Linked DNA regions of Mus musculus: regions 1, 3, 4, 5 and 6 are each linked to region 2. A link is a loop called in an ENCODE intact Hi-C map of the cell type or tissue named here. Cell type or tissue: heart. All regions are shown on one strand.

Region 1 (5,000 bases), 180 kb before region 2:
CCCTCTATGCTGTGTGGAATCATAGTGCTTTTGCTTCTCCCTGTGTGTTGTTTCTATTGGGCACGTTGGCACAATGAAAACACAGATCATTGAGGGCAGAGTCGGCGGGGGGAGGGGGGCCAGGTAGAACAAAATCTACCACTCTACAACTTCCTTTTTTTGGCAGAAGGAATTGTCTCAGCAGGTGTGTTGAAATGCCCCAGGGTAAGCTGAGACATGGGAATACCACAGCCTGAACAAGGCAGTACTTCTTCTTCCCAGGATGGCATGAATTCGTTTGAAATGTTAAGCCCTGACAGTACAAAGCCATTGTGCCTCACCCCATTGTATAATTGAGGGACTTGGAGTCTCAGCATACCCTGAAATGAAGGGGTTCTCAAGGGAAGCACAGAGATTACGCTGTAGGTGGGGTCCCCATTGGAACAGTGGCACATTGTCACAATGCGTCTCTCAGCATATTATGCACAAAAATCACTTCCCTGGGCAAAGCTTGCTGCCTCGGAGTGTGAGCTAGGGCCAAGAACCAATAGAAAGCTGCGTTTACAGAGTAGGAAGGTTGCTGTGTACAGTAGTGCTTTCGGGGGAAGCTGCTCGTTCCATTAGACGTGCTTGCCCCTTCACCACCAGAGAACCCACCTCAGTATCTCTTCCAGAGGAGCAGGGAACCATTGGCTTTACACCCCTCCAGATACACACCTTGGCTTAATGTCCAAGAACCACCCATTACTGGAACCTAGTATATTATCTTAGTTTTCGTGAGGTGGGGGTTGGGGAGCGGGGAGGTAGGGACAAAATGCAGAAGGCTAAGATGCTTCCACCACAATCAGGGTTACTCAGACAGGAGAAACAACACAGACCTGAGAGGTGATGCTATCACCTGGCAGTGTCTGAGAGCCCCAGACCTGGAGATGTGAGTTGTCACTGTCCTGGCATGTGTCTACCATGCCTAGCTATCCCGATACCCAGTCCCCATATTTGCACTTCCTGCAGAAAGTGCAGGAAGCAAGACAGGGCTCCCTGATGATTATCATGTGGCCAAGACACTGGCCAGGGATGGACACAGAGCAAACTTCCTGACTTCCACTGGAAGGGCCTCACTGCATGAACCAGAATCAAGGACCAAATATTGAGTTATACATTTCCTCTTCTGCTTCTCTCATGCACTCCCCAGACTTGGCCCCTGGGGGCGAGTAAGAAGGAAGATTCCGTCACTGGGCATCTGGGAAGCACAGTAAGGGTGTCCCCTTAGAGTAGGTACAATACCACCCCAATGGCTTGTCACTCACTGTGTCCCTGTCTCCCTCACCTCCTTCTGACCCATATACCTTCAGACTGATTCTGTCTCATGCCTTCAAGAACATGGCCAGCAGTAAATTCATGCACAAAGAAAATTATGAAGGGTAATTTTCCAGGGTTACATGGGCCAGCCTCGAGTTCAAGTCCAGACAATCTGAATCCAGAGAGCTCCCCAGAAGGGATCTGGGGTGAGTTGACACTGGAATGTCCCTTGATGCTGAAGCTACTGAGAAAGTATCCTTCATAGAGGAGTGGACCGCAAGAGTAAGCAGATCTTCAAATTACAGTGGCAATGCAGCCTAAAGATGTAGGCCTACAGTCCCGTCTACTCTAGAGGCTGAGGCAGGAGGATCACCTGGGTTAGAATCAGTGCAAGGCTAGCCTGGGCAACTTAGTGAGAGTCTGCCTCCACATTTAAAAGGCAGACAGAGGGCTGGGGAGGTGGCTCAGTGGCTGAGCACTTGCGTCGTGTGCATGAGGCCCTGTGTTCGTTCAGTCCCAGCAACATATACACATGCATAGAGTTTAATTTATGATAAACATGGATGTTTTCATGTATCTCGTGGTTGTCGAGCTAAAACCCCAATGTAACATAACTGCTGTCCTGTGTTCTCTCTATGATATTCACTGTGGGGCCACTTCCATTTCTCGGTCTCTTTATTTTATATTTTCTATATATTAAGGGCCTTCCTTCCCTGTTTGTTTTCTTACCCATCCCCCCATATCTGTTCCTGGAATCTGAACTTGAACTCTTTGTTTCATATGTCTGATTGGTTGGCCCTATTTACTTAGGTATTTGTGTGTTCACATATTTATTTATTACTGGGGATGCAAATCTAATTTTGATGCTGAGGTGTGGGTCACTGATAGAACGTTTGTCTAGCATGCTTGAGTCCATGTGTTCTATCACCTGCATGACTCAAGGGAAGGGAGGGAGGGAGGAGTGGAGGGAAGGAGGGAGAGAGGGGAGATGAAGGAGGAAGGGCCTATGGGGCCCGTAACACCCCCAGAGCAGAGGGAGAGAGGGGAGATGAAGGAGGAAGGACCTATGGGGCCCGTAACACCCCCAGAGCAGCAGAGTACTGGAAGAACTGGTGGAGATGGATATGCCACTAGGGGGCAGAAAAGACTCAGACCCCTGCCCCCTGTGCTTGTGAGATCTATCTCTACTAAAGTTACTTGGGGGTGGGGGCAGAGATTGTCATAGCTAAAAGCAAAGTTTCTGAAAGTCATTACCCTAGGCTGCTATGGTAAGCAGTGTTTTCTATGTATGAAGGAGTCACTTGGGATCTTGTCAAACACAGATTTCTCACAGGTTCCCAAGTAGGCTGGGGATTACAGACGATGCTTTAAAGTGGTCAAGGTCTCAAATATCACACATAAATCATTGTTCTCTCTCTCTCTCTCTCTTTCTCTCTCTCTCTCTCTCTCTCTCTCTCTCCATCAACTATCAATAATTATCTTTACTATGACTAGCTTATATGACCATTCAGGATGAGATCAGTAGCAACTGTGTAACTCACCCCATGACAAATAAAATCCACGATGCTGGTTGGTGGTCATAGGTAACCAGAAGGGACTCAGCACACTGAGGTGGCCCTTTCTGAAATGCATTACTTCCTTGGATACTGTGGACACTTAAGAGTGTTCCCTCCCTCTCTAGTGCCCACCAAGGTCTAGGAGACATTCCTATGAGCCAAAGTAGGAGGGAACCATACAGACCTAAACCATCTAAAGCCCAGAAAACTCCGGAATTTTCAAAAGCAATCGTGGATCTTTCCAGATTCTGTCTAATCTTACAGAAGTCCTCAACACAGATTAGAAGCAGACTGTGCTTGCATATATTCATCTCCTCTGTATATTGAACAAATACCAAATAAGTAGGCTTGAGACTACACATTAGCAAGCTGTCACGTTAGCTCCTAACTGCGTGCATGCATGCGTGCTTGTATGCTTGTGTGTATGTGTGAATGTGCATGTGTGCCTCTGTGTGTGTGTACACGTCTTAGCATGTGCACAGAATTCAGATGGACATTGGTTGTTCTGCTTTGTGAGGCTCCCCTTTATTCCCTAAGATGGTCTCTCCCTGAGACTGAAGCTCTCCATTTCAACTGAGCTGGCTGGATTCATGGCTGGCTGAGATTTCGTGGTCTCTGTCCTCCAACTCTCAATTGGAGACACTCAGATCCCCGCTTCTATGCGTGTGCTGGGAATTTGTCTGAACGCAGGTCCTTATGCATACACGGCAAGCACTCTTACCCTCTGAGACATTTCCATAGTCTTTCCATATCATTTTTTTATCCTGTCCCCAATATACTTGTTTTTGTTGCATGGAGAGGAGGGGAAGGGAAGCCCTAAGTGTTTGTTTTGCAGTCACAGATGACAGTAAGTCCTCTTGCTTTAGGGTGTAATTCTTTTTTCCTCTTTCCTTACAGCTGTGACCTAGTTAATTGTAGGTGGGAATCAAACGCCCAAATCATCAGGCTTTTGGCTTGGCTTAGGATCTTGCTGTTAAGTGGTAGGATGTCCTCCTTAATGACAGGAAGTCGGGTCCCCTGATCAGCAACATTTGTGTTCTTTGAGCTCAGAGATAAAGAACTGGGTGTATAAGGCTGTGGTTTCCTTGTGGTCAGGGACAAGAGTCAAGGGATAGATGAGTCTGTGACCCATGGATGAATCACTCCTGCCAAAACAGTTGAAATGTTCATCTCAGTGTTCTGGCCTGGAGTCCTCCAGTCCATGTGGACAAAGGAGAGAATGACTCACTCACTGTCCTTTTATGGCTTCATTGCTAATGTTGAGCATCCTATAGACCAGAATATGATATCATTAAGAAGCCACTTTAGCCGGGCGGTGGTGGCACATGCCTTTAATCTCAGCACTTGGGAGGCAGAGACAGGCAGATTTCTGAGTTCGAGGCCAGCCTGGTCTACAAAGTGAGTTCCAGGACAGCCAGGGCTACACAGAGAAACCCTGTCTCGAAAAACCCCCAAAAAAAGTGAGTGACGACTGTAAAGGCAGGAATGTAACACAAATAAGCCAGGTGTGCTGGCACATGCCTTTAGTTCCAGCACCTAGGAGAGAGGCAGGTATCTGTGAGTTTGAAGCCAGCCTGGTCCACAAAATGAGTTCCAGGACAGCCAGGGCTACACAGAGAAACCCTGTCTCGAAAAAAAGAAGAAGAAGGAAGAGGAAGAAGAAGAAGAAGAAGAAGAAGAAGAAGAAGAAGAAGAAGAAGAAGAAGAAGAAGAAGAAGAAGAAGAAGAGGAGGAGGAGGAGGAGGAGGAGGAGGAGGAGGAGGAGGAGGAGGAGGAGGAGGAGGAGGAGGAGGAGGAGGAGCCTTTAGGGCTGAGGATGTTGAGTGCTCATTTAGCATTCGTGGAGCTGCAGGCTCTGCCTATCCTTGCATGATTTAGTCATGGTGGTATATACATATAATCCAAGTTCATCTTCAGTTACATATAGATTTTGAGGTCGGCCTGGGCTACATGAGATCCTGTCTCAAATAAAAACAAACAAACAAAGGAGGAATTGTTGAATAGTTCAGTTGGTAAAGATTTGTCCTGCAAACATGAGGACCTGAGTTTGGCTCCCAGAGCCTATGTAAAATCAGCTAAGCATGGTGGTATACTCCTATAATCTTATCAATGGTTAGATGGTAGCAGCCAGATCCCTAGGGCTCATGGGCCAGCCAGCTTAGCCTA
Region 2 (5,000 bases):
AACAAACTGAAATAAACAATAGGAAATCGACAACAAGGGACTGGCTATTATCTAGAAGAAGATTCTCTGGCCCTGAAGATGTCTCTCTCCGTGATTGAGACTATAGTTGCTACTTCCTGTTCCTTGAAAGGACAATGGTGTCTTATTGGAGGTGCCTAGCTAACCCGACCTTGCCTTAATTCAGCTGGGTCCCTGGTTACAAAGTAAAGCCTCTGAAATCCTAAGCATCAGAGGCACTTGGCTGCAGAAATCCACAGCTTACCATCCACATTATTATCACCCCCTCTTCACCACCGAAAGTCAGCGTTCCAAATGTGACATTTGTGTTCATTACAAAATGAAACCACTGGCCCGTTTAATTAACATTTGCTGTAAATATTCAGTGGTTCCCCAAGTGCCAAGAGGTAGCTAGCTGCAAGAGTGGCAGCAGGGCAGGGGCCTGGCAGAGCTCTCGCTGGCTGACGTCATCTGGATAGAGGTCAGTGTGTTACAGCCTTAGCTCATAGCCTCTGTGAGGTAAAAAAGAGATGCCATTCCCCAAGGCTGCAGGCAGGTCTAGATGTATAATCATTCAAGCAACCAGAATGGAGTACATACCTCAACTTCAGACTAGGATAAAATACTGAGTCCCGAGTCCTCTGAGCTGCTGTGGGTGTGACATGGCTCCTGGAGGTTACCATTCTGGCTGGCTTTGACCTCAGCCTAGACGGTTGCTCCTTTCAGCTCAGAAGAAAGCACTAAGATTATCCCTGGTGTGTGTGGAAAATAACTTATTTTAATATGTACATTTTGTGGGCTGGAGAAATGACTGGCGCGGGGCGGGGGAGGGGGGGAGTAAGACTGAATAAGCTGAGGGCATGGCCAGCTCAAAGGTATGGTTAAGGGGAAGGGTTTATTATAGGTGTGAGGAAGAAAACAGCCAGAGGCATCTGGAAGAGCATAGAGCAGAGAAGGCAATAGAACACGACCAGCAGACTGGCTTTGACCATGGGGTTAGAGGAGAGAGAAAGAGAAGGAGAAGACCAACATGGAGCAAAATGGAGAGGGGGTGCTGAAATAGCAGGGCTATAAAGAGAAGTGAGTATCTGGGGAGGGAAGCCCATGAGCTAAAGGCAGCGCTGAGAAGAGCCAGGATGCTAGCATGGACTCTGAAATGTGTGCTTGTACTTGTGATGCTGGGAGCCTGGAAGCCAGCGTGCACTTTAGTATATGAGTAAGCACCACAGATGTGTGCCTTGTGCCAGTGATAAGGGGATGGCTCTTTGGTAGAGAGGGAAGCAGCTTCATGGGTTCCTGGGGAATGCTGGCTTTTGTCTAGCCACCAGAATTCAGGGAAATGGAGTTTCCTTTGGGCCTGACAGCTGCCAGGCCTGGTGACCTGAGTTCCCTCCCTGGAACCCAGGTGGTGGACAGAGAGAGATGACTCTGCCAAGCACTCCTCTATCCTCCACAGACACAAGTGCATTCACACACAGGGAGGGGTTTGCCTTGCTGTTCAAGTATGATGAAGCCAACAGATCAAGGGTTGAAAGTGTCCTGTGACAGAGCCCAGGAGAAGAGGTGATGTCACATGGTGCCGGGAGAGTTGGGAGGCAAAGGGGGGAAAAGAAGGCAGTATCCTCTACTGGGCTTTCTATGGAAAGCCACTGCCGCGCTGGGAAAACAGGCTTGGGATTGGCTAATTTAAATGACTATGATTTCAATGGGCTTTCCAACCTAGGGCCTTTCCCATGTCATCTGGAACATGTCTCTGGTCAGAAAGGTAGGGGACCATGAGAGAAGAGATGGTGGCAGCATTTGAGAGTCAGTAGAGGTTGTAGAAGTGAGACTTTGGGCCCCTTAGTCATATTTGAGAGTTAGAGCTCTGATGGCCATGGGTAGCTTACTAGCTGTATGAACTGGCTGACTTTGAAGCCAGCAAGGCCCAGACATTCACGCATTGTAAAGATACGGTTAATGCCGAGCAGACTTGGGGTTGCCTGTATAGACCCTTGCAGCGGAAGATACATCTTTTGTTTTCCCTGGACTCACTCAGAAACTCAGAAGGTTCTTTGTAAACTGTTTGAGGAAGCCATCCCTTCCCTACATGGGCAGTTAAGGAGGAGCAACAGTGCCCCCTACTGACACAGAGGACCACAAACCAGATGTTCATAAAAGCACCAGACCTAGTTTTTTGGAGGGGGAGAGAGGAAAGGGCAACCTCAACTTTTCTTGCAAACCATCGAGTCCCCTCATTTCCCCAGAAATCTCTTCAACCTTGTGCCCGGCCAGGGTGGGAATAGAGATGTCTCGGGTCTCTTTTCATCCAGACATTTCACTTCAGAGTTTCCTAGCACAGATCGAAAGTTCAGGATGAATTAAACGCCCAAGGTTATGAACAAACACATGCCAGGCCCCAAGCCTCCAGGATTTTCCAGTCTGTTGTCTTGGTGATAAAGGTTAACAGGAAACTGCTTTCCGATTTCTGTCAAGAGGAGGATTGCTCTCTCTCTCTCTCTCTCTCTCTCTCTCCCTTTCCCCCTCCGCTCCCCCTCCCCTCTCCCTCTCTTGCTCTCCCTCTCTTGCTCTCCCTCCCTTCCACCTCTCTCCTAGCCATGCTTGTCATTTCTGCACCTCCTTGGACTTGACTGCCAGATGGTAGACGTCCATGAAAACGGAAGCGGGCGCCTGAGACAGCAGGGCTGCCGCCTCATTTACTTCTCCATTACCGCAGCGCGGAAGGGAGAAGTGGAGTGTTGGGCTCTTAGGAGATAGTCTTCAGGAGAAACCTGGGGCTGAGGAGGGGGGCTGAGGAGGGGGGTACACAGGACATCTCTGTGCTTTAGTTGAGGACTAAGGCAAACGGGATAAAGACACAGGACTTGGAAAACTGGGCTATTTCAGACCCCGTGGGCTTCCACTCAAACATTACTATGGCGATAAGCCTTCCCTGCCAGGCTTGGGAGGTCACTGGTGGGTTTTTGTCATTAAGAGACAAGCAAATCAGCAGCCATGCTTTATCCACTTTCTGTGTAGACAGGGAAAGACAGGAAGTAGCCTGAAACCTGGCTGTGTTGGGGGGTGAGACCCCACACCTGAAGTTTTATGACATTTTGCTTATCATTTGTTATTTCTTTGTCCTTACTCTTTCTCTGCTGATGTGGCTTAAATCTGAATTATACACACGCACACACAGATAGATACACACAGATGCAGACACATGCACACACACATACACACAGAGAGACACAGACACACATATACACACAGAAAGACACAGACATACAAACACACACACATACACACACAGAAACACACACACAAGCACAGACACACACAAACACACATGTACACACATACACACAGACACAGGCACACACACACATACACACAGAGAGATACACACACACACAGATACAGACACATGCACACACACATATACACAGAGAGACGCAGACACACACGTACACAGACATACACACACACATACACAGAGAGATACACACACAGACACATGTGTAAACACACAGAGAGAGACACAGACACACATATACATACAGAAAGACACAGACATACAAACACACACACATCCACACACACGCACGCACACACTCACGCACATACGTTTGTTGAATGTTCGGACCCAACTGGTGCTGCCATTTGGGGACATTGAGGAACCTTTGTGACATGGGACTTATCTAGCAAAGGCAGGTTGCTGGAGGGAAACCTTGGAGGATATATTTGTCTTGGTTCCAGCCTGAGCTCTGTGCTTCCTAAACCATCCACGAAAACATGAGCAAACCTTTCTGAAAGCCCCCTCAGCTGCCACACTGTCCCTGCCACGCTGGACTGGTGTCTCCAAACATCAACCCCAAATGAGTCCTTCCTCCTTTTCATTGCTTCTGTGAGGTGTTCCTTCACAATGACAAGAAAGTAGCATACTACCCCTTAGGGACTCTGACCAAGGTGGGACAGACTGAAGAAAAGCTGAGCATCAAAGTTAGCAGTTATGTCAGGCTCTGTACTTGATCTAGAGGCACAAAGATAACAGTGGTATGCCCCACCCCTCCTGGAGGCCTGGGTTGTCAGAAATGACAGGGCTGAGGGAAGTGTACTGAGCAGTGCCCCAGGAGCTCAGGGGAGGGGCTGTGCTTGCATATATGGTGGAGCTGGGGGTAGGGGAGCAGGAGCTATAGCAATGTCCTCTGCGGGGTGGCTTGGGCAGAAGCACGGCTGTCAGGTGATCTCTGAGCCAGCATAAACTTCCAGGAGTGCAATCCCATACTCACCCAGTCAGCCATTACCCCACTGTGTCCATGTCTCACTATCAAAACGGAACACAGTACCAGAATAATAGCAGACTCCCCCGAAGGCTAACGGTGACTTTTCCACTATGTGATAATTTGAGTCTACATTTGTGGAGTCTGAAATAGCTCAATTTTCAAAGTACTTCCCTGTCTGTGTTGCTTTTATTCCTCTCGTTTTCTCTCTTCTTTCCAGTTTGTTATTCTGCCTGCCCTTTAACAACGACAGCGCAGCTAGAGAACGACCAGTCCCCTCTGGCAGGCTTTGCACATGAGGACCATTCAGTAACCCTTTGGAATTTTGCTAACTCTGACTTTGCAGTGAGTTGCTGTTGTCTGTTGATGGAGGTGACCGGCCTGTCTCTGAGTGACACCAGGTTCACTGGCACCTGCACACAGTCACCAGAGCAGCTTCTTCACACACATCGCTTGCTCGCTTAGTCTACAGACCAGAGAAAGGGTTCTGAGACTGGCCTGCCTGGCCTGGGTTTTGTGAGGAGAGATTTTTGCTTTGTGTGTGTGTGTGTGTGTGTGTGTCTGTGTGTGTGTGTGTCTGTGTGTGTGTGTGTGTGTGTGTGTGTGTGTGTGTGTGTGTGTGTGTGTGTGTGTGTTGAGATAAGGTTTTGTGTAGCCTAGGCTGCAGATGTAGCTCTTGCTATGTAGCTAAGGGTGACTGTGAACTTCCATTTCTCCAGCTGGGACCTCCCACAGCTGGAA
Region 3 (5,000 bases), 950 kb before region 2:
CTTTGTGAAGCATGTTGATCTCATCGTTTAGCTAGCATTTGGATGTGGGCACCTAGTATTTTTATAACACACCAACCCATCTATCCCATGCCCTTACTTCCTTCTCACTATGACTAGCAATATTAAAGTCATTGCAACCTCTGGCACCAGGCTTTGGCCCTGTACTTCCCTACTGAATTATTGTAGAATCTACCTTTTGCCTAGACTTCCCTGACACCCAGACAACTGGCCATGGATGGAGAAAAGCTCCCACTCATGAGAACTGTCTGTAACCAACTCTGTGCCTCATCCTAGGGAGTCTTCAGTGAGTCTGGTAGTCCTTCCTTGTTTTCTGAGTTATTTAGCTCTCCTATACTCAGAGAAGACTGTTCTGTTTTATTAAAGGCGATGGTGTAGTGGCAGAAGGGAGCCTGGGTGGGCCCATGCCTAAGCATTCCCTCTGAGAAATCAGCTTTAGGATAGGCTTAGTATAAAAGGGAGTTTGTTTGGAACATAAGGAAGAGGGTAGAGGCAGAGAATGGGGCACAGAGAAGAACAGAGAGAGGAGAAAGAGGGAAAAGACCAGCTGGGGACAGGTGAAGAAGAGAGAGAATAGGAGGGGGAGAGAGAGGGGGGGGAAGGGAAGGGAAGGGAAGGGAAGGGAAGGGAAGGGAAGGGAAGGGAAGGGAAGGGAAGGGAAGGGAAAGCAGTCCTTATATGTCTGGCTCTTAGTACCTACCTGGCCATTGTTAGTTAACTGTTGGGCAGAGCCTAGAGGAAATGCTAACAAGGACCTTGTCCATATTCTGCTTTTTCCTGGAAGTCCAGTAGCTTCTGATTGGTTTGTCTCATTGATGATGTTTAGCTGATGGCCTTGACTCTAATTTAAAAACCAGAAGTCATCACAAAAGAACACCTTTGACTACTCCCACTAACTTCTCCCAGTGTTATGAGTGTGAGCTGTTTTCCTCTTATTACATAGCTGTGTTCAGTGATTTTTATTTTCTCTAAAACTTGTCTCAATCCTTCCCTCTCCTACAACTTGGGTCTTCTTCATTCTTTTTAATTCTTCTCATAAACATCTGAATATGCTCTATTTCTCCTTACCTATAGATAGGAAGAAAACAAAATCTAAGATAGATTCACCAATTCACTAACCATGGCCCCATGTCGCTACCTCACAGCAAAATATCTTGAATACTATCTGTATTCCCAGACTCCCACACTTGGAGGCAATGCTACCTTATTTAAGTATATGTGCCTATATATGATATAGAATGTATATTTTAACTATGTAGATATTTTAAAGTCTCAACAAGAAGCCATATACTGTCTTCTTCTTCCCCTTCCCCTTCCTCTTCTCTTTCTCTTCCTCTTATTTTTTTCTTCTTCTAACACTATCATGTTACTTTTAGAAATTTTGGAGTGTTTTACTTGTTGAAGTGTGAGCTTTGATGAATTCTATGTAAATGGCTGACTGGAGAGTATCTAGAGAAAACAGAATCTCAGGGAGAAGTGCTTGGATATTCACCCATTCTAAGCTGATCTGTCTAGTGGAACCAGATGTTCAGACTGGCCACTCTTTATTCATACAATGTTGGCCTTGGCCTTCACAATATCTTCTAGTATTTAGGCTGCTTTATTTCTCCAGTGCATCCCAAGAGCCTTCAGGATGAAGCTCATCTTTTTAGTGTGGCAGAGAAGGACCACTTTCCCCTCCCCTGAGGCTTACAGCCAGGATGCAACCTCTCACCTCTATACCTTTTAGCCATATGAAGGACTGGTATGTCTTAAGGGAACTGCACTTTCTTTGGCTTCTAGATTTCACTGTGTACTTCTACTTCTACATAGAATGTCCCTTCCCATCTCCATGTGTCCCTCTGTTTCTGTATAATTCATTCCTATGCATATCTTAGGACTCAGAATAAATGCCACGTAGTTTAGGAAGCTAAATGCTTCAGGGGCTATAGAAGAAGTTTTCCCAGTGTTCTCAGTGACACTGCTTCTAAAGTATACAAGCATCTGAGCCCATGCATTACCTAGCCTAAAGCCATTGATGCATCCCCTTAGGTAAGCATTTTGTCTTGTGTTGACTCCTTTGCTACCATAACCTAGATAAGCGATGTTATTAAGTTGGTATAATAACCTTCCCAATGCACAGATGGGAACATCTACTTTCAGGAAGATGGTGATGAAGGGGTTTGGGAGACAGTGAAGAGGAACTAAGAGGAATCTAATAGGTGTGGGGTACATCCTCTTGTGGCCTGTTAGCTTCTTGCTATGTGAGTCTTGAAGATCTCAGAGTAATCTCTGGTTATAACTAATTTAGATAAAGGAAGGGAAACACACAGGGAGGTTTCTGTCATCATTCTGAGCCCAGCTGTTGAAGGTGATAAGAAAGTAGTTTTAGTGAGACTGACTGATTAGTTACAATGTGTTCTAAGGGTGACTTAGAATCTCCCTAAGCCTTCATAGAGGGAAGCTCATGGAACCGCTAAGAACTGCCCCTTATGAGCTGTCCTTCAGTGATCTGACACACACAGCATGGACTGCTGGCCATTCTGAGTCACTCGTTAAACAACTGATAATTTGTATATACACTAGCATTCCACAACTTACACACACACACACACACACACACACACACACACACACACACACACACAACAATTGAGGGATGCATGTTTAAAATGAAATCATTTCATTAAGTTAATGAAATATTGGAACTCATTGATACTAGAAAAGCTTTTAGACATGTCTGATAGTAAAGATACAGCTTTAGATTTTTTGCTTTTCCTCTGAAGACACAGAAGCCAAGAGAGCAACACAGTTTGCTCAAGGACATTTTGTCATTTGGTGACAGAGCTGACACTAGAACACAAGGTCTCTGACTTTTAGCCCCCTGCATGTTTGAACACATCACCAAATCCAAGGAACAGCGCATAGTACATAGCCACCAGCAGGTGGCGGTCTGTCGAGCGGGCCAGCTGGTTTTCCCAGGTTTAGTTTCTTACTCTGTAGAAGCAGCAGGTGCAGTCTCAGTTGCTTTAGACATCTCTACAGATTTTCTCCTCTCTGAATTATCAGGGAGTACAGGACAATGCAGACAAAGAAACATCTTATCAGATAAAGGATAAGGAGAACAGATATAACAAAACAATATTTTCATCTTCTGGTTCACTGTGAATAAACATAAAAAACTGTTTTAGCTTAGTTGCTGACAAATTTTTTCTTACTTTTTTTTTTTCTTTTGGCACTACTGGGAACTGAACCTAGGATCTCATGCATTCTGGTCAAGCCCTCTCCCTGAGCTCCATCCTCAGGTGCAGTTGTGAATATCTTTTTTTTTTTTTTTTTTTTTTTTTTTTTTTTTTTGTGAATATCCTTAATACAGCACCAGCCAATTTCTTGCATAAATGAATAAGACACACAAAGCCCATTCTCTCTGAATGTGCGGCACATGCCAAAACCTGAGAGATTGATTATATGGTTTCAGTTTCTTAAAATTGCATGATTTTAAGATGCTCCTGCCTAAGGTGAAATAACAGCCTACCAGGACAATGATGAGTTTCATCAGTTCATTTTCCCCTATGTGACAGAAATTAAAATTTGCCATCTTGCCATAATGTAGGCAGTCATACATGCTGTTTGCCCCTCTGGAACAGTTTTATGTGACTCTTGCTCCACTGTGCATCTCAGGAAGCTGACCTTTGCGGGCTGTACCTACTGGATTCCTTTATCTGGTTCCTTGTTTGGCTTGAGCAATGAGGGGGCAGCAGTTGACCAGTAAGCAGCCAGTCAGTCAGCAGCCTGCTTCCAGAGTTCCAGCTTTCTGTCTCTCTCTTTGTACCCTGCTCTTTCCTCTCTCTTTCTGCATAATGTACATGTATGTATTTATGCATGTGTGCATAGTCATGTGCTATGGCATACAAGTGGGTATCAAAAGACAACCTCCAGTGTCAACTTCTGCCTTGTTTGTGGCAGGGTCTCTTCTTCACAGCTGGCAATGTTAGGTGGCTCACAGGTTCTGGGGCTCCTCCTGTCCCCACCTCCTATCTTGCCGTAGGAATGGTAGGATTATGGACACACACCATTGCATCTAAATATTCCTGGGCTCTTGTGATCTAAACTCAGATCCCCACATTTGTGCAGCAGATGCCATCTCCCTGACCCCAAGTTCCAGCTTTGTGTACCTGGGTTCATGCCACCCTCCCCACGGAGTTCCCATGGATAGGAATGCCTTGCCTACTAGTTTTGGTTCCCTTATTCTGCCTATATTTATGGGTATAGGCCTTCACTATGCTTTATTTATTTTAAATTATATATATGCACATGCATTTGGATATGAGTATGTATATGGGAGTGCAGGTACATGCAGCAGACAGATATGAGTGAGGGATCCCATGAAGCTGAAGTTACAGCCAGGCATGACAAGTGAGTTCTGGGATCTGAACTCAGCTTGCTTGGATACCAAAGCAGTATGTACTTTTAATCCCTAAGTCATCTCTTCAGCCCCATCATGTCATCTTTAATACAAACCTGTAGTGTGTAATCCATCACCTGATGCCAATGGCCTCAGAAGATATTAATGTTATAATGGCTGATCTTTCTCCCAGGAGAATTAAAACCCATTATTTTGAAGTAAATCTCAGATGACATGGGCATCTAATATTAGTTTTCTATAAATTCCATCTCAATCTGCATTTCTCTGTAAGAAGTATTTGTTTCTCTTCCCCATTTTATATTAGTATGTTCTATTGTTATAGTTTGGATGGCAATTCAGTTTTAATTGTATCATTGCTATTTTGTTCTCCTATTTTGTTCTGGAATGGCCACAGTAGACCCTTTCATGTTGACTCTTAGCAAGTCACAACTCCCTGTGTTCACATTGTAGTGTTGTTGCAAAATGATTCTAAGTTCATCCTGAAACTTTTTTTTCAAAGATTTTATCTATCTATCTATCTATCTATCTATCTATCTATCTATCTATCTACCTATCTATCTATCTGATGAGTACACTG
Region 4 (5,000 bases), 160 kb before region 2:
CCCACCCACGTGCCCTGTGCTATTGGTTAATCCTTGAAACAGCCCAGTGAGGTGCCTAGTGTTTCCATTCCACAGCTGAATACATCATAAAGACAATCAATCTGTCCTGGTCCCTTCAGGAAATGGTAGGACCAACTTCAACCTTGTCTAACTCCAGGATATTCCAGGAGGTTATAGAAGATAATAAAGGTAAGAGTTGAGAAAATAAAGAATAATAAATAAGATGCACAGAAGAAAGCTATGCCTGAGTATCAACCAAGCATTTTTTCTTTTAAGATGATTCAATCTAAGTAATATTAAGATTGAACTTCACCCATCTCTCCTTTTTTAAGTTGATTTATTAATTTTACATGAAGTAGTGTGTTGCCTGTATGCAGATCCCCTGGAACTGGAGTTACAGACAGTGGTGAACTGTCCTGCAGTTGCTGGAAATTGAACTTAATGCTATCATCTGCCCAGTCCCTTGACCTGCCTTAGTCATACAGATTGTATCCTCACTGCATTCCCAGGTTCCTTACTGTCCCTATAAGCTTTGGAATCTCACCTTTTGGTATACAATCTATTGACTTAGAAAGCAGGAATCTTTCTGAAACATGGTTGAATATAATTGTCAACCAGCCAAATGTGGTACTGCATGCTCTTCATAGCAGCGACCGCTCGAGAGGTAGAGGCATAAAGGGCACAAAATCAGGGCTGCCTGGGACATATGGCAAGTATTAGGCTAGCCTGATCTAATGGCAAGAAATCTATCTTCCTCCCCACCCCCCAAAAAAGCCAACCAAAGGGAAGCTGAGCTCACAAGCAGTTGCAACCCATTTACCTGACTGTCTTTCTCTTAGGTTAAGTTCTATGTATGGTTTATCCATCAAACAGCCTGCACAGTCATAGATCTTAAGGGAGAAAAAAAAAATGATACATGTTGCTGTGACCTCCTTTCTCCATTTTCCCCCATAATCGTGGATGTGGCTATTAAATCCATGATATAAGCTTCCTCGCTTTCTATCCCAACCTAAATTTAGTATGATTCCAAGGAAAATGGCCCGTGCCTTACAAGTAACCCAGAAAAATAGCCAGTGCTCCAGTGTTGATATAAAATTAAACATTTGGCTTCACCGTGCAGAAACTCCTGGGTTCTCCAAGTCTCGGAGAGTTAAGAAAAATCGTTGGAATGTCATGGGGATACTGGCAACGGACTCTGGAGCTCTCTCCCCGCCACTTTCTCGCCCTGGAATGTTTCTGCCTCACACTCTTTTCGGTTTTGTCTGGACCTGCCAGAGAGCCAGCAGTGTGCAGGACTATAGAGAGACAAGGATAGGTGGTTATCTGCAGGCCAGGGTTTATTCCTCCCTGGTGCCTGCAGGGTCCCCAGAGACTGGGAGACGTGTGCTAATCCTTGCAAGAAAACAGTCTCTCCAGATTAGCCAGGGTAGGTAGTGGGAGAGGAGAGCGAGGGGAAGCAGAATCATTTTGACTGCATTTTTGCCTTGTCTGATTAGATCTCAGTGACTCTGGGACTTTGCATTACTAAAGGAACACAACCCCCGTATGTAGGCCTGGGAACAGAGGGGCCAGGGCAAGGCCTGGAGCTGGCATGGCTGCTGGGCTGTTGGGCTCTGAAGACGTACCATGTAGCTGGGACCTTGCTTGCCGGCTACTAAGGACTTGCAGGGAAGGAAACCTACATCGTCTGCAGCTGATGTTAAAACCGTGGTGCATCCCCAATGCTGTCTACCAGGTAGGACCAAAGCTCACTTTGCTTTGCTGTGGGGGAGGGGGACAGGTAACAGAGGAGGATCAAGAGTGACCAGCATCTTTCCTTGAGGCTGGGGAACACCTTGCCATCAATTAGGATCTGGATAACCTTAATGGAACATCCCTTCCTAGGTGCCTGGGCCCATGTGAGGTGCTCTAAGTTCAGTCTGCAAGGTGACCCTATAGAAGAGGGTCACCAGCTGAAGGACGGGGTTATTAAAGAATGCATGTTGCTTTAAATTCATCTAGCATGCAAGTGGCAGAAGCCAGTGATTTAAAGCATGGTATCTCTGGCTGTGGAGACTAAGCAAGTGCTTTTTATGGGTTCCAGATTCCCAAGCAAGGTCTGATGTTTTCTGAGCAATGTGCACACAAGTTACATGTGGTGACATTCTTGGGTAAGAGACAGATGTGACTCTTCACAGCAGAAGGCTGAGAGGCAAGAGCACCAAGGAGGAACCCTGGGGCTTTCCTCAGCCCCTTCTCCTTGTGTTGGCTCACTCACACAGGATTCTCTGGAATCAAACACTTGGACCCATGTCTCACTCAAACCTATGAGAAATTTGCTATTGGGGTTTTATCTCATGGATGGGACATAGGTTTGTGAGGGTGCACCTGTGTATATGGATGCATGTAAGTGTGGTAGTCAGAGGACAACCTTGGATGGCCTTCCTTGGGAGTTTACCTACCTGCTGTTTGGAAGAAGTCCTCTTCTGATCTGAGGCTCGCAGATTTCAACTGGACTGTGTAGCCAGGGAGCCTCGGGGATCTTACTTTACCTCCCCAGTATGGGAGGTTACAAACATGCTACCACACTTGGCTTTCTGCCTGTGTTCTGAGGATCAAACTCAGCCCCAGCAAGCACTTTCCTCGGTGAGCTATCTCTTCAGCCCTTCAGTTTCCTTGTTTGCAATGGTGGGAATGGAACCCAGGGTCTCACAGACTAGGCAAGCATTCTACCCCTGAGCATCAGCCCTGGCCCAAAGATGACACTTTGCACAAGAGGCTGATACTTCACAGTCAGTTGTCTGGAAATGTGGAACACTTCCAAAAGGAAGACAGAAGTATCTGTTTCCTGCAGCCACCAACAGTTCAGATTGGTGGCATTCCCACTTGCCAGGGAGGTGTCAGTCCTGAGATCTCCAGCCCACCCTGAGAGGGACCAGTCTGCTGGAGCTGGGGGAGGGAAACCAAATTCTTCTGGCTTCCTCTTCAAAGGGCAGTCACAGACTTCTCTTTGGCTGACAGCTTTTTGCAACCCAGTTTATTTCATTAAGTCAACTTGAGCAGGCTTGGCCTCTTTCCCCGTTTGCTGGCTCACCACGCTGTTTGGCATCAGGCAGACACAGCTGGATTTGTACTTTCTAGGTGTGATGTGGCGGTGTATAATCCCCTAATGAACCACGATGTTTAAATAGCTCCAGGCTTCATGCTCCTCTCCCCACATACAATGTCTGGGGGCGGGGGGGGGGGGGGGGTGCATCAGGGACAGTTCCTTGGTAGCCAGGCCCCAGGTGCTAGATGGCTTTCATATGGACACTCCCTCCCCGTCCTGGCCCCTTCTCTGATTATAGACACAGTTTCTGGAGATGCGCTTTTTCTGGAATTCTTGTCCTTGAAGGAGGCATACCTTTGTAGTAACCTTTGTGTTACTAGAAACAGCAGCTATGTCACCAATAAATCTTGTGTAAAATAAACTTGAGGAAAATCTCTCAAAAATGAACAACCATCATGGGAAAAAAAAAAACCTTAATCTTTTCAATGACAAGTTATGAATCTAAGGGAGTTCTGGGGGACCACAAAAACAAAATGTGCTGAGAGACTCAAGAGGAAGGGGAAGTCTGCAGGTTGATGAAATCGGAAGCTTTCCTGAAATGTTACTTTCCAGGCCAGTGCCGCCTCGTCTCCATCCTGGCATTTGGAATGATAACTTGGTCTAGATAATTCTGTCTCTGCAGACATTGCTGTGATTACAAATGAGATTGGGGACCCGGCTCCTGGCCTTTAGCAAATCTTCTCTTACCCTCTTACTTCTCTTTTGTCTTGTCAGGTTATCACCTGATATAGAGCATTGGGCTTCAAAGGGCTGGGGAGATCATTTGTTTGGTAACGTGTTTGTCACACTGGCATGAAGACCTGAGTTCAAGTCCAAGGATCCACATAAAAAGCCTAGAGGGGTAGCATAGGGTTTGAATCTCTGCAATGGTGAAGCAGAGACAGCCAGAGCCCTGGGTCTCACAGGCCAGCAGACCTAGTCTACTCTGGGACTTACAGGTCCTAGTAAGGATCTCTGTCTCAAAAACTAAGATGGGTGGCTCTGGAGGAACAATCTAATATGACCTCTGACCTCCACGTGTGTATGCACACATGTGCACATATAGCTACCCACATGTACACTCACATATACAAACACACAAATACAATTAAAAATAAAAGTAAAATTAAACTTCAAAATCAAGGGAGCTGGGTAGCCAAGCCCCTTGTTTCCCCAGAGACTTTTTCAGGCCTTCCATTAACAGCTGAAGTATATTGAAGAGAATATTGACTTATTAGCCGCCAGTCCCAGGAAAACATTCCCGTGTAACCACAATTCAATCTAGTCCAATTCAATTCAGCAGCCATTTGCTGAGTGGCAGTTATGTTACCTGAGCCTGTGGGCCTCTGGGACTGGAGGGCTGGCTTTCTTATTTGTCCCTGGTCCCTCCCTGGCCAAGCTAAGCTGGTTGGCTCAAGGAGAGAAGTCGTTTCTGATCTACACAGCCCTGTTTGCAACTTGAACTTGACTCCCATGAGTGGTCCCAGAAAGCAGTTGCTAGGAGGAAGGTCGGGATGGCAAGTCTAAACTAGTTCGCTAACCCCAGTCTAGGATAACAGGGCTTGGTTAGTATACTCCAGAGCCAACTGAGGGGGTTGGAAGAAGGAAGGGAAGCCAAAAGCTTCAAACCTGTGCTGGACCACGGGTGGTCCAAATGCCTTCCAGAATAGACTTATCAAGTCCTGGCAACTCCCACCTGCCCTGAGACCTTCATGTCCACTGGCCAGCAGAGCTGGCTTAAAGAGACATTGAAAATGATATGATCTTCATCCTCAGGAGCTCAAAGCCTCATGGGGAATTGTCAAGAACATGATCATTTCATTTCAACAAAAAGCAGCATTGAGAGACATTCAAAGAATAACTAACTGCACGAGAAGAATGTTGCCAAAAACCAAAAAACAAACAAACAAAAAAAAAACTCTGTTTTTCTCTC
Region 5 (5,000 bases), 1.1 Mb before region 2:
AGGAGAGCAACAGCCCAATCATTAGTACTCCACTCCCCTCTTCATTCCCCATCCCGGGAAAACCAGAACTTACGTGAGGGGCAGAGGCACTGGACACAAAGATATGCAGCGGCTCCATTTTATATTTCTCCTTTAGGTGCAGTGCAGTAATAAAAGCAATGTAGGATCCGAAACTAAACCAGGAAAGAGGCAAACATGATAACAGTGTTGGGAAAACTCACGGTAACCCTGTATCACAAACACAGCGGTAACTGTTGGGTGGGCAGAAGCTAAACTGGATGTTATCTGGTTTGCAGAAAGCATATTACAGATGATGCTTGTAAGCAGTGTTTCAAGCCTGAGAGGTGGTTTTGTCTGTGAAGCACTTGCCTCACACTTGTGAGGAGGACCTGAGTTCCAATCCCCAGAACCAATGTAAAAAGCTGAGTTCAGCTGCTCGGGCCTGAAATCTCAACAGTGCAAAAATGAGGGACAGAGATAGGAGGACCCCTGAAAAATCGTGGTCCTGCTAGCTTGGCCTCCGTGGTAAAATCTCAGGCCATTGAGAGATCCCATCTTAAATAAAAGTTAGCCAATAAAGCAAGGACCAACACCCATGGTCACCCCCCACCTCCCCATATATTTTAGGCTCATGCACACATCACACATACACTCACATATAACACACATACACACAGAGAGAGAGAGAGAGAGAGAGACAGAGACAGAGATGGAGACAGAGACAGAGCAAGCAAGGGTGGAGTGGGGAAGAGGAGGGAGAGAGAGGAGAAGGGGGGTAGAAGGTGAAGAAGGGAAAGAGAGAGAGAGGGAAAGGGAGAGAGAGAGAGAGTCTTGAAGTTAGTTTATATTTCTGTTGGCATAGGTGATTGCATACTGTGTAAAGATTATTCTTTTATTATCCAAATATGCTGGTTTCTTTATGATTACTATTAATTTAATATTTTATATGATTTTAATTATGTGTGTGCATACATGTCTGTGTGTGGGTGTGTTCACATGAGTGCAGCTGCCTATGGAGACCAGAAGCATCAGATCCCTAGGAGCTGGAGTTACAGGCAGATGTGAGCAAGTGATTGGTGGGAATCAAACTAAGGTCCTAAGCAAGAGCAGAACACACTGTTAACCTCTGAACGTTCTCTCCAGTCCTGCCTTCACTGGTCATTTAATCTCCATAGATAAGAACTACTCCCTCCAGCTAATTTAAAGGCCTAAGAAATTTGTCCAAGACTGTGGCCTGAAATTAGGTCTTGGTAAATACATATTATTTCCATACATATTTTAATTTGAAAAATAAATAGAAGGTTCTGATAGAGTCTTCCTTCTAGGTGTATCTCCTAACAAATGGAGAACTGTAACACCTGTGGTTGGTGATAACTATCCAATGTTCTGTTTTAATAGAAGAAAAAGCTGTGTCTCAAAAACACAAAGTAGGAACTTGCCTAAGTGTACTAGGAGAGTGCTTTAGCATTGAGCACCTATCCTAAGACTCACGCAGGTTGCTTACAAGATCTAAATACCTGTGGCCAAAAAATGCAAAAGCTTTGTCACGGATGATGGGCAACAGGGCAGTCACAACTTCCTCAGCTATCTGGTAGATGTCATTTGAGAAAGGTTCTTCAAATCGGGTTTCTCTCCCAGCCAGTCTTACAGCATGCACTGGAAGTTAACAGACAGGTTACACACAAACAGAGAAGATGGTTAACAGGTTAACTCAGACAAATGGATGGAAAAGCCTTAGCCCTATATTACACAATGCGACCAATTTCAAAGAAGCAAATCGTAGTGCTCTAACTTGGCATGGGGTCTGTGAGGCCAAGCTTGCTTGTCAGCTGGATTGGATCTGGGGTCCAGTAAGAGACACACTTCTGACATCTATGAGAGCATCAGATGCTACATCCCTGTTTCACTTCCTGCTCTGACTTTGTTCAACAGTGGTCTGTGATCAGAAAGTGTAAGCCAGATAAACTCTCCCGCCCCCTCAGTTGCTTTGGGTCATGTGTTTTATCACATAAACAGAAATCAAACTAAACAGGCTCCATCTCAAGTAAACAAAAGTATAACAATAATGTCTTTAAGATCCACTCGTACACAAATCATAGGGCTTTCTTCTTTTAGTGAATGGACAATTTGAGGTCTGCAGTAAGTACTGGGGGAGCCATAAGTAAAGGATTTAGAATTCTTGAGGGGACAGAGGCAAGCTGAGAAGACACTTCCAAGAAGACACCTTCCTTATAAGGGTAAAATGTCAGAAGAAAGAAATGGCTGGGGCAGAAATTCTATAGAAACGAAATATCAAACCATTAAGAAGACTATAGAACCAGCAACCTACAGAAACAAGGTGCCAATGTTTTCTCTAAACTGCACTTCACTGTATCAACACAAGAGGACACTCCTGAACTAAGAAACGGAGCTAGCAACTGGTTCCATCCCGAGGATGCAGAAGTGGCAGATCAGAGTCTCTGGCCAGTGAAAATACTCAATAAAGCTCTCATGGAGGAGGCAGGAGGGACAGGGGAGCAATGCCCCAAAGCAAATTAACTCCAAAAAGAAATGAAAAAATAATCACAGTAATCTGGAAATTTAAAGTTCTGACTAGGGGCTGGAGAGATGGCTCAGTGGTTAAGAGCACCGACTGCTCTTCCAGAGGTCCCGAGTTCAAATCCCAGCAACCACATGGTGGCTCACAACCATCCGTAATGGGATCTGATGGCCTCTTCTGGTGGGTCTGAAGACAATGACAATGAAATAATAAATAAATAATGAATAAAATCTTTAAAAAAAAAACAAGATAGAATAAAATTCTGACTAGAAACATCCAAATGATTGGATGAAGACTGCCAGGAAATAAAATGAATAAAAATACAAAAGTTATTTCAAAACTGAAAAAAAAAAAACCAAACCTAACCTCTCCCTGTGATAAACAGGGCAAAGTATGTATGGACCCAGAAAAGAGAAAGGAAAGGACTCGGAAAAGAAAACAAGGCTGCAAAGGGCCTGGAGCGCTGGCTGCCTGGATTCCCAGCACCCACACAATGGCTCACAACCATCAGTAACTCCTGTCCAACAACTTCTTCAGCTCTCCACCGGCATCTCACAGACATGGTGCCCAGATAAAACACTAACATTCAAAAAATAAAAACAGAAAAGAAACCTTAAACAACAACAATCAGAAAACATCTAAGAAAAGTAAGAGAACTTCCCTGTGAAAGAACTCAGATGCTCAGAGGGTAAGGGCCCCTTCTGTCTGATGACTTGACTGTGATGACTCCTGAAAGGTGTTCTCTGACCTCCACATAGGCTCTGCATCCACCACCCCCAAATAGTATTAAAAGTTAAAACAAACAAAATGAGCCTTCTTCAATAACTGCATCTCATCCAAAATCAGGTTTCTAGTGACTGGGAAAACTGACTCATGATAATTAAGTTAAAACATTAGAATCTAGGAGCTAGGGATATAGTTCAGTTAGCAAGGTGCTTGATGTGTTGTGCTAGGGAGGCAGGAAGCGAGAGTCCATGGGACTCGCTGTATACCAACCAGCCTAGCATTATCAGTGAGCTTGAGGTCCTGGTGAGGGACCCTGAGAAAAGAGGCAGACAGTTTCTGAGGGATAACCCAGAGGTTGACTTCTGGCCTAAACACACACACACACACACACACACAGAGAGAGAGAGAGAGAGAGAGAGAGAGAGAGAGAGAGAGAGAGAGAGAGAGAGAGCACATTTGAGAATTAAAGATAGAAAATATTTAAAACTTCAAATGAATACATCGTTTATAAGAGAGAACCAATCAGGGTGGTATTGGGCTTGCTGACAAATTTGAAACAAGACAACAGCAAATCAAATCTTGGCAGGGGCTCAAGAGGGTACAGACAGTAGTAACCTATGTCCTCTGTGAGAATGGCTCTACAGATGCAGAGATTTGTCTAGTCTAAAGTACTGTACTAAACGAAGGGCTCCTGTTCTTTTTCATTCTTTCTTTATTTGGGGGTGGTTACGGTTTTGAGAAAAGACATTTAGATGGTGGCATGCCACAAAACCAAGTTCTATGTTGTAATAGAAGAGTTTCAGGGAACACCAAGGGATTCATAAAAGATTGGGAAAGCTCTACCAAAATATGGTGTGATGGCAAATTTTGGTTGTCAACTTGACACACCTAGAAAGAATAATCTGAGTCATGACTTTCATCAGACTGCCCTATGGGGCATTTCAATGAAACATTTTCTTTTCTTTTCTTTTCTTTTCTTTTCTCTTTTCTTTTCTTTTCTTTTCTTTCTTTCTTTTCTTTCTTCCTCTTCCTTCCTTCCTTCCTTGTTTCCTTCCTTCCTTCCTTCCTTCCTTCCTTCCTTTCCTTCCTTCCTTCCTTCCTTTCCTTCCTTCCTTCCTTCCTTCCTTCCTTCCTTTCTTTTTTCTGAGACACGGTTTCTCTGTGTAATCCTGTCTGTCTTGGTACTCACTCTAGCCCAGACTGGCCATGAACTCAGAAATCCACCCACCTCTGCCTCCCAAGTGCTGGGATTAAAGGCGTATGCCACCACTGCGCAGAGAAACATTTTCTTGATTGCTAATTAGCATAGAACGATTCAGCCCACTCTGGGCAGTTCCATTCTTAGGCAGATGAGCCTGGGGTATAGAAGAAAGGTAGCTAAACATGGGCCTTAGAAGAGCTCCATAAGTTTCTGCTTAAAATACCTGTCTTGGCTTCCCTCAGTGATAGACTATAGACTCCTGTATGCTAACACAAACCCTTTTCTCTTCAAGTTGTCTTTGGTCACTGTGTTTATCACAGCAACAGGAAGCAAACTGGAACAGGTGAAAACAAGAAAAAAATCACAGGTTGTATTTAACATCTGACAAGGTACCTTTGGAGACAGAAGCTTCAAACATTTCTGAAATGGACTCTTAGTGGTTCTAAAGGCTGAATGCTACATAGCAATTGCCTTTAAACTGAAATGTTCCATCCTGGATAGGAACATCGTGGGGCTCCTTAAGTCTAAGGAAGT
Region 6 (5,000 bases), 56 kb before region 2:
AATTTCATGCAGTCACATAAACTTGATCACTGTTAGCATGATATTTCCAGGCCAAAAAAAAAAAAAAAAAGTATGGCCGCATTTCTGCCATCGGATGCTTAAGTTGGAAAGCAGCTTGGTATTACTGAGTGAAATCTGGATGACTTTCAAATCCCGATGGCTGTAGTAAGTGAAGCCTGGCCCCTGGGAGGGAGGACGAGAAGGCAATGGAGCACCTTCGAGGGGTTTATCCTAAATGCCCAGGCAACATTTTGGCACCCATGTAGTTCCTTATGTCCTCAAGTCCCTCTAGGAACTGCTGGGTGAATATTTATCCACACCATGGGTGGGTACAGGTAGCACCTTGGTCACCCTTCAACCTGTAGTGTCTTGTTCTGTCATCAAAACATCCTAAAGCTGACGTATTTCCTAAAAGGAAAAACAAGACAGACCAGAAAACCTTCACTAGAGGAGATGCCACCCCATCTGTGTCCTGAAGCATCAGCATTCAGAGCTGGGACATCAGGCATGTTGTGTTCAGTTTGGCTTCTCGAGCTTTGTCTTCCTATTGTGGCTCCTTTAAAATTATTTTTTTTCTTCTGATTGGAATTCCTATTTGCAGGAGCATTTTAAAAGAAGAAGAGGGGGATGGGGGACGCTGGAGATAGTAATGCTTGCCTGTAATCTCTGCACTCAGGAGACACAGGAATATGGATGGAGGCTTGAGACCCAGCCTAGTTTACAGTGGCCAGCCAGGACTTCTTGGCCAGATCTTAAAACCAAACACAGAAAATGTGTTTAGTGCTGGTGAGAAGAACTTAAGGAAGTGTAGATGGATTTCCATACGCTGTCAGCCTATTGATGGGGCTTTGGAAGCTGATCCCAGGGATGGCTCTGGACCTTTCCACAATGGGCGTTTTAAAAATAGACTTCATTTTCAGTAGAATTGAATGGCGGAGGTGTGGCTCTTCCTAGCAAGGCTCCCTGCAGGCTTAGGATACTGGACCACATCCCACTGGAAAGGAAGACAAGCTCAAGGAAACAGACGTTGGCCTTCTCAGCCTGGACGGTCTCGTCTCTGCTTTTCCCATCACTTTTCATGAGTGGATATTTTGTTCTGCCAACTTTGTCACCTCACACAATAAAGCTTTACACACTGAAGTCCTCCCCGCCTGCACAGATGGCCACCATTCCCCGAGATTGCTGCTGTGTTTATGAAGCTTCAGTGGGATGGGAGGCAACATGCTAAGGAAGACCACATCTGTCCCCTCTAACCCAGTCTTTTGGTGGCTGGTGACAGAAAATTTCAAACTGTCTACTTCCTGTAAAATAGAGGAACCCGTGATTCTGAGAATCCCATGGTTCTGAGAATCCGGGAGACTCTAAGGAGTCTGTGTTTCCCAACAGAAGTTAGGAAGGTAACAAGACAGTGCTGCCTGCCATTACTTTGTGCCCCTACTCTTGAACAGGTCCCTAGGGCAGGAGCTTCCAGGGTCCGCAAGCCCGTAAGGCAAGAGCATTACTCACTGGCCTATCTCCCCAGCCCTTTCCTTTGCTTTGAACTCAGTTTCTAATCTAGGCATATCCAACCTTTTGACATCATGACATACATGGTCATCTACGATGTCCACATTCAAGAACCCCGGCATGGAGGGCACTAAAAAAGAAAACCACCAGTTCGTAAAGTGTCACGGCTATCCTGAGGTGTCTCTGGTAGCGGTAAGGGCTGCCTGGTATGGCAGAAGGGTGAGGTGACTGTTACCATTCTTGCTTTTCTCTGACACAGACACTAGTGTGTATTGGTCTTAAGGATTAAGGAAGTTAACGTGGGCTTTAAGTAAAGTAGTACTTGGAGACAGAGTTGACACGCTGCCTACTATGGACTAGAAAAGCAAGTGTACAACTAACTTTTTAAAAATATGTCTGGCTCTAAGAGTGCCACATAGAATAAACAAGCAGACTTTGTCCATGCATGCCTACATACACATTACCCTCACAGACACTTCACAGATAACATCCTCTAAAAAATGTAAAAGGATTGGTTTCTCCCGAGCAAACCAGAAACCAGGAATTCCCTCAAAGCACATGTTGCCAAAAAAAAAAAAAAAAAGACAAGACAAGTTGATTTCATGTCTTCTCAGCTGAACAGGGTAGGCAGGTGGTATCTTCTGATTGGCTGGCTGACCCGTCTGCTGAAGTCTGGCCCGTATCTGCCATCTGCTTCCTTCTGTGCTCCATTCACCAGGAGTCCCTGCCTCAGCCAAGGGCTAAGGATGCACGCAGAGGCAAGGAGTAGACAAAGGGACTCAGCATCATAAACCGTCTGTCCTGGATCTCTCAGGCCACCTTGTCAAGACGAGCCAGAGCGGGCGGGACAGCGCCGCCGTGAGCTGACCTCTACCTTCAGAGTGATTGCCAGCATCATTTATTAAGCTCTGTTCTGTGAAGCAGGCACACTACCAAATGAGCAAACCAGATGTCGCCCCAGCCCCTGGGGGTGGCCAATAATATTTAACATCTTAAAGGCACATGGTAAAGCAAACAAATGTGACGATAGAGTATAGCCAGATGACGTGATGGTAATTCCATATGTCATCGAGAGTTCATTTAACAGCGTGAAGGAATAGGAAACAGCTCATGAGGTATGCACGCACAGATGAATAGTTTCCCCTTTGGGGAGGAGCTAGAAGATGCCAAACCTTCCCCCCTCTCCAGCAAGGACTTTTAAAAACATTCGGGAGTGGGAGTGGGAGTGGGGGAGCTAGTGAGCTCTTTCTGTGCTGGAGGAAAACAAAGGCGGCAAAAGCCAGTCTCCCTGGGGGATATGAGACAGGGCAGAGTAGCAGAACATACCAGATTGATGCTACCATCTGGGAACTCCCTCACACGTATGTGGCTCCAGAACCAGACAGCTCAGCCAAGCACAAGAATGGAGGGTAGGCCATTCAGCATCTCCAGCCCCAGGGATGACTGGTCCAGGACCTTGGTTGCCTAGCAACACCACTATAGAGCTCCCATTCCCCCAAGCCCTCCTGCTTCCCCTTGTATGTTCCATTTCTTCATTGAAACCGATCTTAGCTTGGTTTACAAATCTACTCAATGAGCACTGCTGATATTTGGCTCAAAGCAGAAGTTGAAGGGGGAGTGAGCAAAGTAGGAGGAGGGTGTAGTAAATTCTTCTCCTTGCAAGCTAGCTAAAGTTGCTCTCTGTCCTTTTATTTTGGCTCTGGTTTTACTGCTAAGTCCCTCACAAAACCATTTCCACAGATCCTCTTGGGTAGGGCTGTAAGAGAACGCACAAAGACCCTCATGAGAGGATTTGAACGATGAGTTCCTTGCTAAGGAGGGATGAGAAGAGATGAGGTGAACAACAGAGCTAAGCCCATAGCCACACAGCACAGTTCAGCGGAATGTGAATAATTTTGTTGATAGAGGAGACAAATGAAACACACACACACACACACACACACACACACACACAAACACACACCTCTGTGTGTACCTTTAACAGAGGTTTGGAAATAGTGAGGAGAAGTTGGTCTTTGTGGAAAGGATTCGTGACAAAGGCACCCAGGGGTTTACACAGCTAGGGTTGATGCTGGTTTGCATGGTAACTCTCATGTCGACTGTGGTAGCTTGCCTACTCAGATACCAGTTTCCTAGGTATATTTGCTAGGTGACCAAAGTCCTGAACCAGTCATCCCTGGGGCTGGAGATGCTGGAGATGCCTACTCTCCATCCTGTCCTTCCCGTGCTTGGCTGAGCTGTCTGGCTGTAGAGCCATATATGGACTACAGAGACCTGGATGCTGTGGTGATCCAGCTCACCTTCCCTTTGGGCTAAGAATCAGTAGCTAGCGACCATCAATCACTGTTTAGATTGTGTCACTCTGTCTTAGTTACTGCTCTATTGCTGTGAAGAAACACCATGAACAAGACAACCTTATAAAGTATTTAATTGGGGTCTTGCTTATAGGTTTTGAGGATTAGTCCATGATCATTATGGCAGGAAGCAGACAAGAATGGCACTGGAACTTTACAGCTGATAGCATTACATCATGATCTGCAGGTGGAGGGAGGGAGGGAGGGAGGGAGGGAGGGAGGGAGGGAGGGAGGGAGGGAGGGAGAGAGGGAGGGAGGGACAGACAGACTGACTTGGCCTGGTGTGGGCATTTGAAACCTCAGAGCTCATCCTGAGTGACACACCTTTTCCAACAAGGTCACGTCCATTCCTACAAAGCCACACCTACCAATCCTTCCCAGTTTTACCAACTAAGGACCAAGCATTCAACTATATGAACCAGTGGGGTCATTCATATTGAGACCACCAAACACTCATTACAAGTTTAGCCACCAGTGGTTCTTGTTCACAAATGGGCTGTGTGTCACTGTTTACTCCATGATGGTGTAGACAGTTCTCCTCTTTCCAGCATTTCTGCCCATGAACCCTGTACTGTCTGATAAGGAAGGATCCTGGGAGACATGTGGAGGCACATGTATCCATTTTGATGGGACTTATCACATCTAGAATTAAGAGGGATGGAAGTCCAATTCCCAGGGGGAGACAGCATCCTCGAGTATGACAGTGAGTAGAGGAAGGGACAGAAAGTGGCTCACAGTTAGCGCAGAGTTTCTAGACTCTTCTTTCATTATACAATAACTTCTCAGCCCTTCAAGCAGTTCCCCTATCTCACTCAGCAGAGAGCTAAGTATTAACCCCTCCCGGCTGTTTGGACGGATTTCAAATCCTATAGCCCCTGTCACATGCCTCCAGCTGCTTTCGAGACTCTGTGACAGGCTCCCTGAGCGGTGTCTCCACCTCCACACTTAACCCCAGTACCCAGGCCCCTCCTCCTCACAACTAGGTATCGTCCTCTTGCATCTGCTCTGAGAAGGAGCCCCTGAGTCTCCAATCAACCAAGGGTCTGCACTCATGGCTCCTTCATCTGTCACTACCCTCCTCATCCCTACATTTTATCAGTTTTTCGCCTCACAGCCTTCCCTCTCCTGGGCAGGGGACAC

Evidence for each region. Hi-C counts contacts between places; a loop is a spot of excess contacts. Peaks named below come from ENCODE experiments on the same cell type or tissue, not always from the same donor. Only the 100,000 strongest peaks of a DNase experiment are listed, where the experiment ranks them.
Region 1: it touches region 2 in a loop (7-fold over the local background); 23 of 42 quality-filtered maps call a loop at or near these places.
Region 3: a loop joins it to region 2, with 2.7 times the contacts of the local background. A loop is called at or near these places in 9 of 42 quality-filtered maps.
Region 4: it touches region 2 in a loop (2.7-fold over the local background); 5 of 42 quality-filtered maps call a loop at or near these places.
Region 5: it touches region 2 in a loop (3-fold over the local background); 3 of 42 quality-filtered maps call a loop at or near these places.
Region 6: it touches region 2 in a loop (2.3-fold over the local background); 2 of 42 quality-filtered maps call a loop at or near these places.

What each region holds. Positions count from the first base shown.
Region 1 is chr2:4,314,377-4,319,376 of GRCm38, forward strand. The region is part of intron 1 of Frmd4a (FERM domain containing 4A); the gene reads left to right. Among named protein-coding and RNA genes, the nearest start is that of Gm23691, 64 kb to the right of the region's middle. In heart, a CTCF peak has its summit at 2,402 (motif pointing right); a DNase peak (open chromatin) is centred at 3,915.
Region 2 is chr2:4,490,622-4,495,621 of GRCm38, forward strand. All of the region lies in intron 4 of Frmd4a (FERM domain containing 4A), which reads left to right. The region is part of intron 3 of Gm39751 (a long non-coding RNA gene); the gene reads right to left. Among named protein-coding and RNA genes, the nearest start is that of Gm39751, 21 kb to the right of the region's middle. In heart, a CTCF peak has its summit at 2,124 (motif pointing left); a DNase peak (open chromatin) is centred at 2,120; H3K27ac peaks cover 2,491 bases.
Region 3 is chr2:3,543,830-3,548,829 of GRCm38, forward strand. No RefSeq gene overlaps it. Among named protein-coding and RNA genes, the nearest start is that of Cdnf, 33 kb to the left of the region's middle. In heart, a CTCF peak has its summit at 2,934 (motif pointing right); no DNase peak of the experiment used is centred here; H3K27me3 peaks cover 479 bases.
Region 4 is chr2:4,331,394-4,336,393 of GRCm38, forward strand. All of the region lies in intron 1 of Frmd4a (FERM domain containing 4A), which reads left to right. Among named protein-coding and RNA genes, the nearest start is that of Gm23691, 47 kb to the right of the region's middle. In heart, no CTCF peak of the experiment used is centred here; a DNase peak (open chromatin) is centred at 3,058; H3K27ac peaks cover 481 bases.
Region 5 is chr2:3,346,724-3,351,723 of GRCm38, forward strand. Olah (oleoyl-ACP hydrolase) reads right to left here. Exons shown (of 8, transcript NM_145921.1): 4 at 1,518-1,656; 5 at 74-173. Among named protein-coding and RNA genes, the nearest start is that of Acbd7, 13 kb to the left of the region's middle. In heart, a CTCF peak has its summit at 2,382; no DNase peak of the experiment used is centred here; H3K27me3 peaks cover 703 bases.
Region 6 is chr2:4,434,229-4,439,228 of GRCm38, forward strand. All of the region lies in intron 2 of Frmd4a (FERM domain containing 4A), which reads left to right. Among named protein-coding and RNA genes, the nearest start is that of Gm23691, 56 kb to the left of the region's middle. In heart, a CTCF peak has its summit at 2,455; DNase peaks (open chromatin) are centred at 1,033 and 2,383.